Linked DNA regions of Mus musculus: all the other regions are linked to region 1. The links are chromatin loops, found by intact Hi-C in ENCODE. Cell type or tissue: left cerebral cortex. All regions are shown on one strand. Each heading gives the region's core, and the rest is flanking DNA. Links, peaks and the distances in the headings are about the cores only.

Evidence for each region. Peaks named below come from ENCODE experiments on the same cell type or tissue, not always from the same donor. Only the 100,000 strongest peaks of a DNase experiment are listed, where the experiment ranks them.
Region 2: it touches region 1 in a loop (5-fold over the local background); 5 of 42 quality-filtered maps call a loop at or near these places.
Region 3: a loop joins it to region 1, with 2.2 times the contacts of the local background. A loop is called at or near these places in 3 of 42 quality-filtered maps.
Region 4: it touches region 1 in a loop (6-fold over the local background); 5 of 42 quality-filtered maps call a loop at or near these places.

What each region holds. Positions count from the first base shown.
Region 1 is chr15:34,836,636-34,839,654 of GRCm38, forward strand. It overlaps Kcns2 (K+ voltage-gated channel, subfamily S, 2), which reads left to right and starts at 720. Exons shown (of 2, transcript NM_181317.4): 1 at 720-1,217; 2 at 1,815-3,019. The coding sequence starts at 1,858. It overlaps Gm32970 (a long non-coding RNA gene), which reads right to left and starts at 2,040. Exons shown (of 7, transcript XR_383919.3): 1 at 1,704-2,040. In left cerebral cortex, for the core only: CTCF peaks have their summits at 1,013 and 1,825; DNase peaks (open chromatin) are centred at 885, 1,048 and 1,848; H3K4me3 peaks cover 1,873 bases; H3K27ac peaks cover 1,479 bases.
Region 2 is chr15:34,539,477-34,542,495 of GRCm38, forward strand. No RefSeq gene overlaps it. Among named protein-coding and RNA genes, the nearest start is that of Gm22208, 9.3 kb to the left of the region's middle. In left cerebral cortex, for the core only: a CTCF peak has its summit at 1,656 (motif pointing right); a DNase peak (open chromatin) is centred at 1,698.
Region 3 is chr15:34,890,079-34,893,097 of GRCm38, forward strand. The region is part of intron 10 of Stk3 (serine/threonine kinase 3); the gene reads right to left. Among named protein-coding and RNA genes, the nearest start is that of Gm52204, 19 kb to the right of the region's middle. In left cerebral cortex, for the core only: a CTCF peak has its summit at 1,531 (motif pointing left); a DNase peak (open chromatin) is centred at 1,509.
Region 4 is chr15:34,678,844-34,681,862 of GRCm38, forward strand. 4930413F20Rik (RIKEN cDNA 4930413F20 gene) reads left to right here. Exons shown (of 4, transcript NR_045883.2): 4 at 1-361. It also overlaps a transcript of Nipal2 not described here. Among named protein-coding and RNA genes, the nearest start is that of Nipal2, 1.6 kb to the left of the region's middle. In left cerebral cortex, for the core only: a CTCF peak has its summit at 1,789; DNase peaks (open chromatin) are centred at 1,354 and 1,733; H3K4me3 peaks cover 25 bases; H3K27ac peaks cover 2,006 bases.

The DNA.
Region 1 (3,019 bases), core at 407-2,906:
TTTGCTCAGAGACCAGGGGGATACCAAGGAATAAGGGTCTATTTCTTGGCTTGGCCAATATGAGGGCCCTATGTCTTATGATTGGGAATTCTGTGCTGAAGTCAGTGTTTATACAGCACACAGTTTCTCACACTGTATGCACATACCACACTAATGCATGTCCAGATCCTCATACATGGCACACTGTATGCATCTTCGCATCCATCAGAAGACATATTTGTCAATACTTTACACAGATTTTGGGTAGTCCTACTCCTCAGATTGCACACACGCACAGAACTCCAAGTACTCCTCTGAAGCTCACACTGGCTTGTACATACACGGTATCATGCAGAGTTCTCAAACAGAACTCCATTACTCCTCCCCATGCCAACAGGACCTGTGCACACACCCAAGCTCCTGCCCCACCCATATCCCTGCCACAGCTCAACCTCAGTCTTCTCTGACAGCTCCCATTTTCCGATAACCCCATTTCCAGGTATAGGAAACTTTTCTTCAGGTTTCTAAAAGAGGAAGCCGAAGCCGGTAGATCATTCCGTTGCTGCCCTATCCGCCCTATACATAAAAGCCATCCTTCATTCTCCAGTCTGTTTCCTACAGACCCGGCGAGGGAGGAAAGTCACTGTAGGCAACCCTCTGTCTGAGCCCTGGGGGTGCTGACAATAACAGCTGTCCCTGGAGGATGCCGAGGGAGGGGGAAAAGGTGTCAGCTCCGTGCAAAGCTGGGGGGCGCCCGAAGAACAGAATGATGCTCCGGAACGTCTCAAGAGTCTGGGCGGCGACTGTGCCCCGGGCTGGCGCGCTCGGAGCTGTCCGTTCAGCACCACCGCGCAGCACCAGGCTCAAGGCCCTCTGCAAGGCGCACCGGCTCGGTTCCCGCCCCCGCTCCACGGGCGCCTGCGGCGTGGGCTCCTGCCTCTCGTGGTGGGTGAGGGGCGCGCAGATCGGAAGAGGGGGGCTCCACGAGCGTCGGGGCCACGCAGCCACCTGTGAGCCTCTCGCGGATGTGGGCGGTGGTGTGTGCGGCCGGAGACTGAAGGAGGCGCACGGTGGACCCCGCCTGCCCGGTGGCGGGGCACACAGACAAGCACTCACATCTACATCCTCGCACCCGCGCGCACTCGCGCAGCCAGCCAACGGCGTCCACCGCGGTGATGCTTGCCAGCAGGTCGGGGAAGTTTCCCGCCGGCCTCTGCCGCGGGCTCCCGTGCACCCAGGTAAGCGCTTTTAGAACGCGCAAGGCGAGCTCCGGGAAGGCGCAGCGCACGCGGCCGGGGAGCACGGCGCCAGAAGGGCGCGGGGGTGGTGGTAGGAAGGGGGCTGGGAATGGAATCGGTCCTTGAAGGCTGGAGATCTGGGACGCTGAGTTGACCCTTTTAGCCCTCGGCCCAGATTTACAGATTAGAGCGGTGAATTTCCTTGCCTCCTCCCAAATCTCCGCGCCCCCTTCTTGGCCCAGCCCTGCCAGTGCGCATCTCAGCTTGGGTCCCGCCTGTCTGCGGCGAGAGGGCGGGGGCGTCTCCTTGGTCTGCTCACAGGCAAGGTCAGCACACAGCCCCCTTGGGCTTTCAGAGCCGACAGGCGCCACTCCCTGGAGGAGGTGGAGGCCCGGGTGTACTCGTGGAAACATACACCCTTGTCTTGCCTTGGGAAGGGAGTCAACTCCCATAGACCCATTCCTGCACCCCAGTGCTGGACCTCACCTAGAGACCCTGCTGGAGAGGCCAGTCAGATGAGGGTGAAGAGAAAACAAGAGAAAGACTTGGGGTGGGGAGTGCCGGCGCTCACATAGATGCTGTTCCCTCTGCTTTCAGGTGTAGCGCCCCCGCGCGGCGCGGGCGCCTGGGCATCTCCAGCATGACCCGCCAGAGCCTGTGGGATGTGTCCGATACCGACGTCGAGGATGGAGAGATCCGCATCAATGTGGGTGGCTTCAAGAGACGGCTGCGTTCCCATACGCTGCTGCGCTTCCCTGAGACACGCCTGGGCCGTCTGCTCCTCTGCCACTCGCGAGAGGCCATTCTGGAACTCTGCGATGACTACGATGACGTTCAGCGTGAGTTCTACTTCGACCGTAACCCCGAGCTCTTCCCCTATGTGTTGCATTTCTACCACACCGGCAAGCTTCACGTCATGGCTGAGCTGTGCGTCTTCTCCTTCAGCCAGGAGATCGAGTACTGGGGTATCAATGAGTTCTTCATCGACTCTTGCTGCAGCTATAGCTATCACGGCCGCAAAGTGGAACCTGAGCAGGAGAAATGGGACGAGCAGAGTGACCAGGAAAGCACCACTTCCTCCTTCGATGAGATCTTGGCCTTCTATAATGATGCTTCCAAGTTCGATGGGCAACCCCTGGGCAACTTCCGCAGGCAGCTGTGGCTGGCGTTGGACAACCCAGGCTACTCAGTCCTAAGCAGGGTCTTCAGTGTCCTTTCCATCTTGGTGGTGTTGGGCTCCATCATCACCATGTGCCTCAATAGCCTGCCAGACTTCCAAATCCCTGATAGCCAGGGTAACCCCGGTGAAGACCCCAGGTTCGAAATTGTGGAGCACTTTGGCATTGCTTGGTTCACATTTGAGTTGGTGGCCAGGTTTGCTGTGGCCCCTGACTTTCTTAAGTTCTTCAAGAATGCTCTAAACCTTATTGATCTCATGTCCATTGTCCCATTTTACATAACTCTAGTGGTGAACCTGGTGGTGGAGAGTTCTCCTACCTTGGCTAACTTGGGCAGGGTGGCTCAAGTCCTGAGGCTAATGAGGATCTTCCGAATTCTCAAGCTGGCCAGACACTCCACTGGCCTCCGCTCCTTGGGAGCCACCCTGAAGTACAGCTACAAGGAAGTGGGGTTGCTCTTGCTCTACCTCTCAGTGGGGATTTCCATCTTCTCTGTGGTGGCCTACACCATTGAAAAGGAGGAGAACGAAGGCCTGGCCACCATCCCTGCCTGCTGGTGGTGGGCCACTGTCAGTATGACCACAGTTGGGTACGGAGATGTGGTCCCAGGGACAACAGCTGGGA
Region 2 (3,019 bases), core at 317-2,816, 300 kb before region 1:
ATCAGAGTCATGCAGGTGCTCCAAAGCACACGAGAGTCACACACTGCCTTGTGTCGAAATTGCTCAAGCTTTGGCGGCCAGAGAAGACAGTTTAGGAGTCCGGTGCTCAGGCTGTCGGGGGAATCTGGCTTCCTTTGTCCTGGGGTTGCTTTGGAGAGCCACGGAATCCTGATAGATTTATTTTCTTTGCTTTCATTTTGCCTTGATATACTGGTGATATTTATGACTCCAGCACCACCCACATCATTCATCTTGCCCTTGTTAGGTGTGTGTGTGTGAAATGCCTATGATTACGTCTGCCAATTGGCCCACTCATGCTGAAAATATTCGCCAAAACAAGACAATAGCACACAGCCACCTCGTACCCTGAAGGGACGTAAGGTGCTGTGTGGCACCTTCTGAACCCTGCACTCCCTGGAGCTGTAGCCTCTGCTCATGCCCTACCCAGTGTGGGTCTTCTGGGCCAATAATCACTGTAGTCTTCTAATCTTGTCCATAAATCACGGGCCTGGCTTCCAGGCCTTTGTGGACATTGTTACTGGATTCTAGCAGGGATTAAGTTCCTGCTCATGTGATAGAACCCAGCCAGCCTTTCCATCTGTCACCAGTCCTTTCCAGGGTTCTGGTTCTTTGCTGGTCACCTGGGACCCTCACTGCAGATAGTTAGGGAGCACTCGAAGGGTATAGATTATGGGATGACAAGATGTCAGCCTGGGCAGGTGATTTGGATTCTCTTGTCCCACCTGGACATGGAAGAAGCTGTGTCCTAGAGAGTGGACAGCATGTGTCTAAGTCACTTAGCCACATAACACAGCTTCTGTGTATGAATTGAAGCCAGAACCTCCTGACGCAGTGGGCACTCCTCAGGACCAGGGTTTGGAAAACATGTGCCTTCTTCCGTCGAGAGGATTGCTCACCCATAGTAGATGTGAGCTGTAAACTGTGCTAGATTTGGATCTTTGTCATTCTTTCTTCCTCTTTGGATCATTTCAACTTTCTCCCAGTGGGTCTGCAACTCAAGGGGCAGAACTTTCAAAGACCTACTTGGGATGACGGCAAGATCCATAAAGATGGGCTTTAAACCCCGCCCTTTTCAGACTGAAGGACCTTGGGGGAAGTTACTTAAGCCCTCAGGTCCTCAGTGTCCTTGTCAACAATGGAGATGGCACTAAGGCTCCCTTCATCCCCCTCGCTGAGCTGAGATAGAATAACAGAAACTTAAGTGCCTTGTGTTTATATTTGCTAAGTGCTTGCATGTGCCTGCCAGGGAGCTTTAGCGTAGTTTATATGGATTATTTATTTTAATCCCCATAGCAATTCTGTAAGCTGTGCAATCTCTTATTTTGCAGAAAGGCTGCAAAAGATGCTTCACTGAGCAAGTCCACCGAAACAAAGTGATTGTCTAGGGCAGCACAGCAAGAGAGTGGCACCTAACAGATGGCAGTCACCATCCTGGCCAACATGCTCCTTGGTAAAGGCTTGTCACAGTCCGTCATTTCCCTTTTATCTCTCTCAGATATGACCTCTCATTAGCAATCTGTTGGAAGATGGACACTTAGCACACAAAAGCTAAAATAGATAGTTATTCTGAGATGTTATGGGGTTGAACATGGCCATTTGGGGACCCTCCAGAGTTGTCCACTGAGAACATGCAGTACCCAAGTATAACCACTGGGTGGCAGTATGGACCAACAGTGACACTCCCAGAGGTTCAGTCCCTAGAAATTAAGGGAACTACTAGCCCTGGAGGGATGTTCCCTGGAGCCTTCAGGCAAATGGGAAGGGCAGCTGCTTCTTTAGATTCAATGGCTGTTTGTGGAGCTCCAGCTGCAGACCAGGGCCTACACTCAGAACCAGGAGATGTAAGGTTTGTTGCTGTCCCCAGACACTCTCTTCCATGTGGAAAGGCTCCATCCAAATGATGAGGAAGAAAGTAGGACATTATGCTAGACCTAGAAAAATAAAAATTGAATTTGCTATACTAAGCTCAAAAGAGACGCTAGGTGTTTGACCCTAGATCCTCGCACCTTCTCTAGCTGCTCTCTCCGAAGCAAAAGAGACTAAGAGGATTCAGCCTTTAGGAATGCTCTAATGACCATATCCCATCATTCACAGTTAGTCTCTCTCATCTGCCCCGGGAAGGTTCTTTCAACTTCACACCGCTGCCAGCATTGCTACATGCCTCCACACTGGCCTCTTCCCTTCTGACTCTAACCTCCTGTGTGTACATTTACCACATTATACAGAATGGTCAGTTTACACAAGTGCCTCACTGAACTGACTGAAATGTCACTGGGGGCAGGCAGAGTCCCTGTGCTCAGCACCTACAGCCTGTCAGGAAGCAGGGAATCCCCTGGGCACCCGCTCCATTTAACCGAGTTACTGGATGGAAAAAGGACACACATGTTTTTTTAGCAGTTGTTACCCACCTCAGGCCTGGCACAACCCTGTGCCCTGGCATTATAGATACAGGGATGATGGATACATAGATGCCACGACAGACAGACCTGAAGGTCTCAATGGCTTTACACACCCATAGGACTTAGATAGCTGTCTCCCATCTTGATACTACACCGTCTAGAATATACCTTTCTGAGGCTGCTTTCTGGCTGTCTCTGGCTGCTGTGAATAAACCCCACAGGTTGGTCAGTGGCTTATCAGACACTTATTTCTTATTGTTCTAGAGGCTGGGAGGTTGACGATCACGGTGCTAGCAGACTTGGCTCCTGGTGAGATCCCTCTTCCTAACATTCATACCCTCAATTGTAAGCTATATTACATCCCATTTTGAAGAAAACAGGGAAAGCACACTTACTGCACTGTGTGATTGAACGTTCTGCTCTCTCTCCTTCCTTCCCTTACAGACTTCCCACCCTCATGACCTCACCTGAACCTGACTGCTACCCAAAGGACTCACCACTCAGTGCTACCATGTGGGGTGAGTGTCAGGGCTTCAACGTGTGTGTGCACATGCACTTGTGTACATGCGTGTGCACCCATGTGTGTGCGTGCGTGTGCG
Region 3 (3,019 bases), core at 411-2,910, 53 kb after region 1:
AATGTGAGCTCTGGTTTGAATAATACACATTAATATGAAGTAGTTTTACTAGTAAATCTTTACATTTTATTTTACAGGATGAAATTTCAGCTTACTCTTTAAAAAGTCCATTTTAATAAGGATTAAGGGGAAATGCATCTGTAATTAGGAAGCAAATGAGAGCCATGCTGTTGGGTTATCTCTGCTGGAATAATAATAACGCAGCTATGCAATACAGAAGTCAACGTGCTCCTGAGGAACTTTCCATGTACAAGTGGCTGGAATATTTTGTTGTTTAAGGAATCGTCTACGCACTGTTTTGTATTCTCAGATAACACTATGTGATCCCCAGTCCCGAGTGATACAGCAGACCAAGCCCTACGTGCCTAACACCTGGAATGAACAGAAGCAGTGAGCAAGAATAGTGTAAAAAAGATGTTCCTTGCCTTTTTTATTTCAGAAGAGGTACAAAACCAAAATAGACAAAATTAAATTTGCTAAGAAACTATTGTTAAACAGAATCATATTCCTTAAAGCCGGTTCACACACACTGCCCTCTCTGGCTATCAGTGTTCTCTTTCAGTTCCACTGGCCCATTTTCTATTAGGGACATTCACACGAGAAAACTTTATCAGCTCCTTCTCTTTTGCCAGAGTGTGTCATGTGTGAGAGGCCCCGAGGCCCACCATCATCAAGCACAGTCTCTGTATCCTCAGCACCTCACTGAAGCCCAGCTGCAGTGCTGACAGGCATGGCTCTGGCTATTGCTTTCTTCCTGCAGATGTGTTAACTGCCTCATTTCATCATCCTCACTACAAAGCCTGCTGCCAGACTGTCCTCTTTCTCACAGTCCACAATGGCTGTCATGTCAGCAGCTGCACCAGGCTATGCTGCTCAAAAAAGGAAGCACTCTTAAATATGAAGGCATCTGTGGGTTTTGTTAACTACCTTCCAATTTTTCAGTCACCCCAAACTGTTTTTCACTGATCTTTTTGCATTCTAAATTATAACAATACCAAACAGGGCACGTGACTCTGCCAGGATGATGGCAGTGGATTTTTCTCTTTCCCTGGGAAATCTCTGCTCTGATCATTCAAATGAGACACTGTTTAGTGGCTCCTAAAGGAGTGGGCTTCTTAGCTAGCTTAGAGCAGAGTGAATAACCTGCTACTATTTTTCGAAAGGCTTTTAAGTCTCATTAAGAAAGTTACTACTGGAAGCCAGTAGAAAGAAGTAAAATTAAACACTCCAACATTACCTGAATTGTATGGAGTGAGTTCTGAGTGAGCAATCCTCAACAGGGTGGAGGTGAGGTCAAACACAGGAGGTGCACACATTTGTGAAGGATGGATACCTCCAGCTGATCGCTGGCTCTTGAGTAGTTAGGAAGACGGGTCCCTTTCAGATTAATGGTTTGTGGAACCGAAGAACATGAAGCCACTGTGCTCCACAGACATGAGCAATTGTTTACTGAAGCCCCCCTCACAACGACAAGGTTTCACTCGGCCTCCATGAGAACATTATGTCTTTGGCTAGCCAGCACCCTCTGCTGCCCATAGTTGGTGCTGCACATCTTCCACCTTTAAGAGAGAAGACCTGCTTTTCTATTTTTAAATTTCACCTTTTTTTTTTTTTTAATTTAGCATTATGTGTTTTGAAACTCTTGTCTAGACCAGAAAGGAATCACCAATAGCATTGATGGGCTGTGTGTAAGGCAGTAAACTATGTATGGATAAGTTTGGCAACTAGGGACTAATAAGCTGTTTCAAGGCTTCAGTGAGAAAGTATCCCTCAGAACGTGTTGGACACTCCCTGGGGAGCCGAGTGAGTGAAAAGACCTGGACGGCATTCGGCTATTTAATGTTTTCAGGCTAGCTCTACAGGAGATATTCTTTTATATGGATTCATGTTACTATGGATATGTCTATACAATGCAGTAGTTACATGAATCAACTGCTTGCCTCCAGCAGACACTGTAATCTTACCTAAGGCAACAGTTTTGTGAAACAGTAAAATACTATAACTTTTGAAAGTTTACAGTTTTAGAAACACCAGAGTTTATTTGAACATTCAGGAGGCTGGAGAGATGGCTCAGCAACCGACACTGGCCGCTCTTCCAGGGTCCCTAGGTTCCATTTCTAGCACCCATAGGACAGATTACAACCCCTGCAACTCCAGTTCCAGAGGATCCCACATCCTCTTGTGGCCTTGATGGGCACTGCACACATATGATTTACACACAGACATGCAGGCAGAACAAGTATTTTATACATAAAATAATCTTTAAAAATGTTAACTTCTCAAGACATGTAGTTATTGAAAGGTAGCCAGAATCTGAACATAGTTAAGGTTAATAACAAAGATACACGGTTTCCACCATAGCGAATGTTTCCATTAGAGGGTTTCACAAAGGCTGTAAATTAGATTCAGTTGTTTTTTTGTTTTTTGTTTTTTTTTTCTTCAGAATGTCAATGGCTCTTAAGTCTAAACAAAATGAATCAATCCATGGCTTCTTCACATCCTAGTGTTTACTCACAGAACCACACAGCGAGGAGATGACAAGTTTATAAATACTTATTTTACAGATACTATTAATGAAGATTAGAATGATTAAGTAACTTCCAGAGATAATTCAATATCCTCAAATGTTTGATTAGATTGGGTCTGCCATCATGAGGGGAGGCAGCAGGGCTTTACTGCATAGCCTGGCATGCTCTTGAACTCAGCAATCCTCCTGTCTGAACCTCTGACTGCAGGAATTACAGGCATGAGTCCGCGTGCCTTTATGCTCTCTATGCTCTGCTCTACAAAGTAAGAGTGACTTTTTTTTTTTTTAAATAAATGCACAGAATTTTACGCTAGAAAATTCAGTTTCACTTTATTTTTGCCTTAACTACAATAAATAATTTAAAATTAATCACTATTGCTAAACTAGCAAAAACACACATAAGGATATAATAAAATCAGAATGTGAAAATTTACAGAAAACAGAGTAAGAACAAGTACATATTATAAAATCCACATTGAGTTGGCAAAATGG
Region 4 (3,019 bases), core at 414-2,913, 160 kb before region 1:
CCTTCTGGGCCCCGGTGCCTACACCTGTCAGCGCAGGAATGACATCATCTCTTTTGCCTCTGGGATCTACTGTGCACAAAGCAAATGTTTGTCCAAGTGCAGGGAGAAAAGGAGCTATCCATTAATCTAAAGAGTGACCGGCACCCTTGGCAGTTCCAGTTCGCGCGTGTAAAAGGTTTAAAATGTTCCACATATGGAAAAAAGAAAAAGCCATAATCTCCCTCTCCCCAATATTGGGCACATTGTGAATGAAGAGCCCAGCCACAGAGTGACCATTAGGAACTATTCGAAGAATAGAGAAGAGATATCCTATGGCAGCTGGATAGGCTGTCAGATAAGTTCATAAAGAATTGCTGAAACGTTGTCAGCTGCCCCATATGGTGATTTAAGTTGAGTCAGAAATGCTAAGAACAACCTTAAGTACGCATACTGGATATTCTAGTCTGACCGGTTTTAAACTCGGTTACACTACAAATGATCTTTGTCTTGTCTGTCACTTTGAACATTCTGTGATTTTTGTGTTATTACATGAAGTGTCTACACTGGGAATTTGTTTTCAAGACACTGAGACTCTTTAAGCTATGCACTTTAAAGATAGGGGAGAGAGGAAACAAGACAGGAAGAGAGGAGAGGGGAGGGAAGGAGAAGAGAGGAGAGGAGGGAGAAAGGAGGAGGAGGAGAGGGGGGATAGAAGGAGGGAGGGAAGAAGGGAGAGAGGAAGAGAGAGAGGGAAAAAGGGACCTGGGAGAAAGCTGTGATGATTTCTTAGGGGAAATATGTAAAGCAGAGAAGAGAGTGTAAGTCATTTCAGACGCAAAAAAAAAAAAAAAAAAAAAAAAAAAAAAAAAAAGGCAAGTCGTCCTGACAGTTGTGTTGGTTCTTGCTTGAGTAAACAAAATGTTAAGTCAACAATTAATAATTGTAGCTAACTATGTTCAATTTAAAGAAACGAATTTATTTCAATTAAATACCCCAAAGAAAAATCAATTCGCTATATAAATTTCATTAATTTCATAAGTATATGGTGCTATAAATCGAACCCATTGCCTTTAGATGTTAAGCAAGCACCATACCCCTGAAACACATGCCTGCTATGTGATTCTAGGACACTCCCATCCCTCAGCTCTGCCATGCCTGGGATCCGCATACTCTTTAATGGAAAATGGTTGTCCAAGAATCGCCAACCTCCACAACCATCATCTCTCCTCCTTTGACCCCATTGGCTGGGAATAAGTCACATGCCTAGCTTTACTTGCCAGAGATTTTGGGGCATTTCCCTCCTGGAGAGTAGTATGTGAGGATAGATGAGGAGGGGTGGCAGAGGGGAACTGGCAGAGCTTGGCACAATCACTCCTGAGTATTATCTGTCAGCCAGATTGTAAGTAGGCATGCAGGCAGGCTCTAACAAGCAAAATACTAAACAGATCGACCTTCCCCATCTCCAGGGACGTTCACAGGTTTGTGCCTGCTCTGTGAGACCTTTATGATCAGGCCCCCATGCTCTGTTGCTCACAACTCAGAAGCTTCTTCACTTCTTAACTTAGAAAATCAGTTTCGATCTCTTTATATTTGTATAAAACCTTTGGAGAAAGAAAGCACTTGATGGAGAAACATGTGAAGCCTACGTGCTGTTGGTTAGTCGATCGATGGGTTCCAAGATGCGGCTGCCATCACTGCTGCTGCCCTAGTGTGTGTGGGTGGTTGAAACAAGCAATTCGTGACCAGAGTGCCTTCCCACGGGGTTCACAGGAGGCGGCAGGGATGCGTGTGAACTATTTTGGTCCCAGCCCTGTAGGTGGAGCTTCGAAGACTGTTCCTGCTTTTGTTGGCCTCTGCCTCTTGCAGGGCTTCTTGGGGGCGAGGCAGATTTCATTTCAGTCTCTCAGTTCTTGGTGCTACAATCTAAGGGCTGACTTCTTGTTAATTCTAGTGCCACATCATTTGAAGCTGGACTTCACTTAGCACTTGAAGAATGGGTTCCATTTGGTCCTCCTTATTTGGGATCATTTAATTGCAGAATTAGTAAAACTTTAAAAACATCATTTTTAGCAAGACACAGTTAACACTAGTGTTTTGTTTTTTGATTTGTTATCATGATTATTATTATGACTATTATCACTATTATTATTATTATTATTATTAGTAGTAGTAGTATTTAACAATGAGCATCTCAGAATAAATGGAGGGTTCAAGGTAAAGATCAGCTCCAGTATCTCACTTCCTATATGCAAGTGAACTACAGAGTGGAGATTTTAAAGAGAACCTTACAAAAAGAGGCTTGACAGATTGCCTGTATTCAGAGCCTGATAACTGCTTGTTTGCTGTGTGACTTTGACACAGTAATTTTGTTTCTCTGAGCCTTTCAGTCTTTTACATAAAAGGAAGACAATGAGGAACAGGAGAGATGGCTCAGTGGTTAAGAGCACAACTTGCTCTTTCAGAGGACCCAGGTCCAATTCCCATTGACCAATTCCAATGACAGCTAAAACCATCTATAACTCCAGTCCCAGGGAATCTGAAACCCTCTTTTGGTTCCCTAGGGAAACATGCACAGGGTATATAGACATACATATAGGCAAAACACCAATATACACAAAATAGAAATAAATAAAATTGCAAAAACAATTTATTTTTTTACTTACTTTACATTCCACTCACTGCCCATCTCCCAGTTGCCCCTCCCACAATCCTTTCCCCCATCTCCCTATGCCCCTTCCCTTCACCTCTGAGTGGGAGGGGCCCTCTGGATATCCCTCACCCTGACACATGGAGTTTGCAAGGTTAGGCACATCTTTTCCCACTGAGGCAAAAACAATTTTTAAAAGGACAGAATTTAGTACTGAAAGCAAAATATTCAATAAATGCTGAAGTATTCAGTAAATGTTGGCTGTTGCTACCTAGAACATTAAAATTGAAACTTCCTTAAACAAATACAAAGGCACAAACCATACAGGGAAATTTGAAAAATGTAATTACAACAAAGCCGAGAACTTTTATACATCAATAGACAGTATGGAAT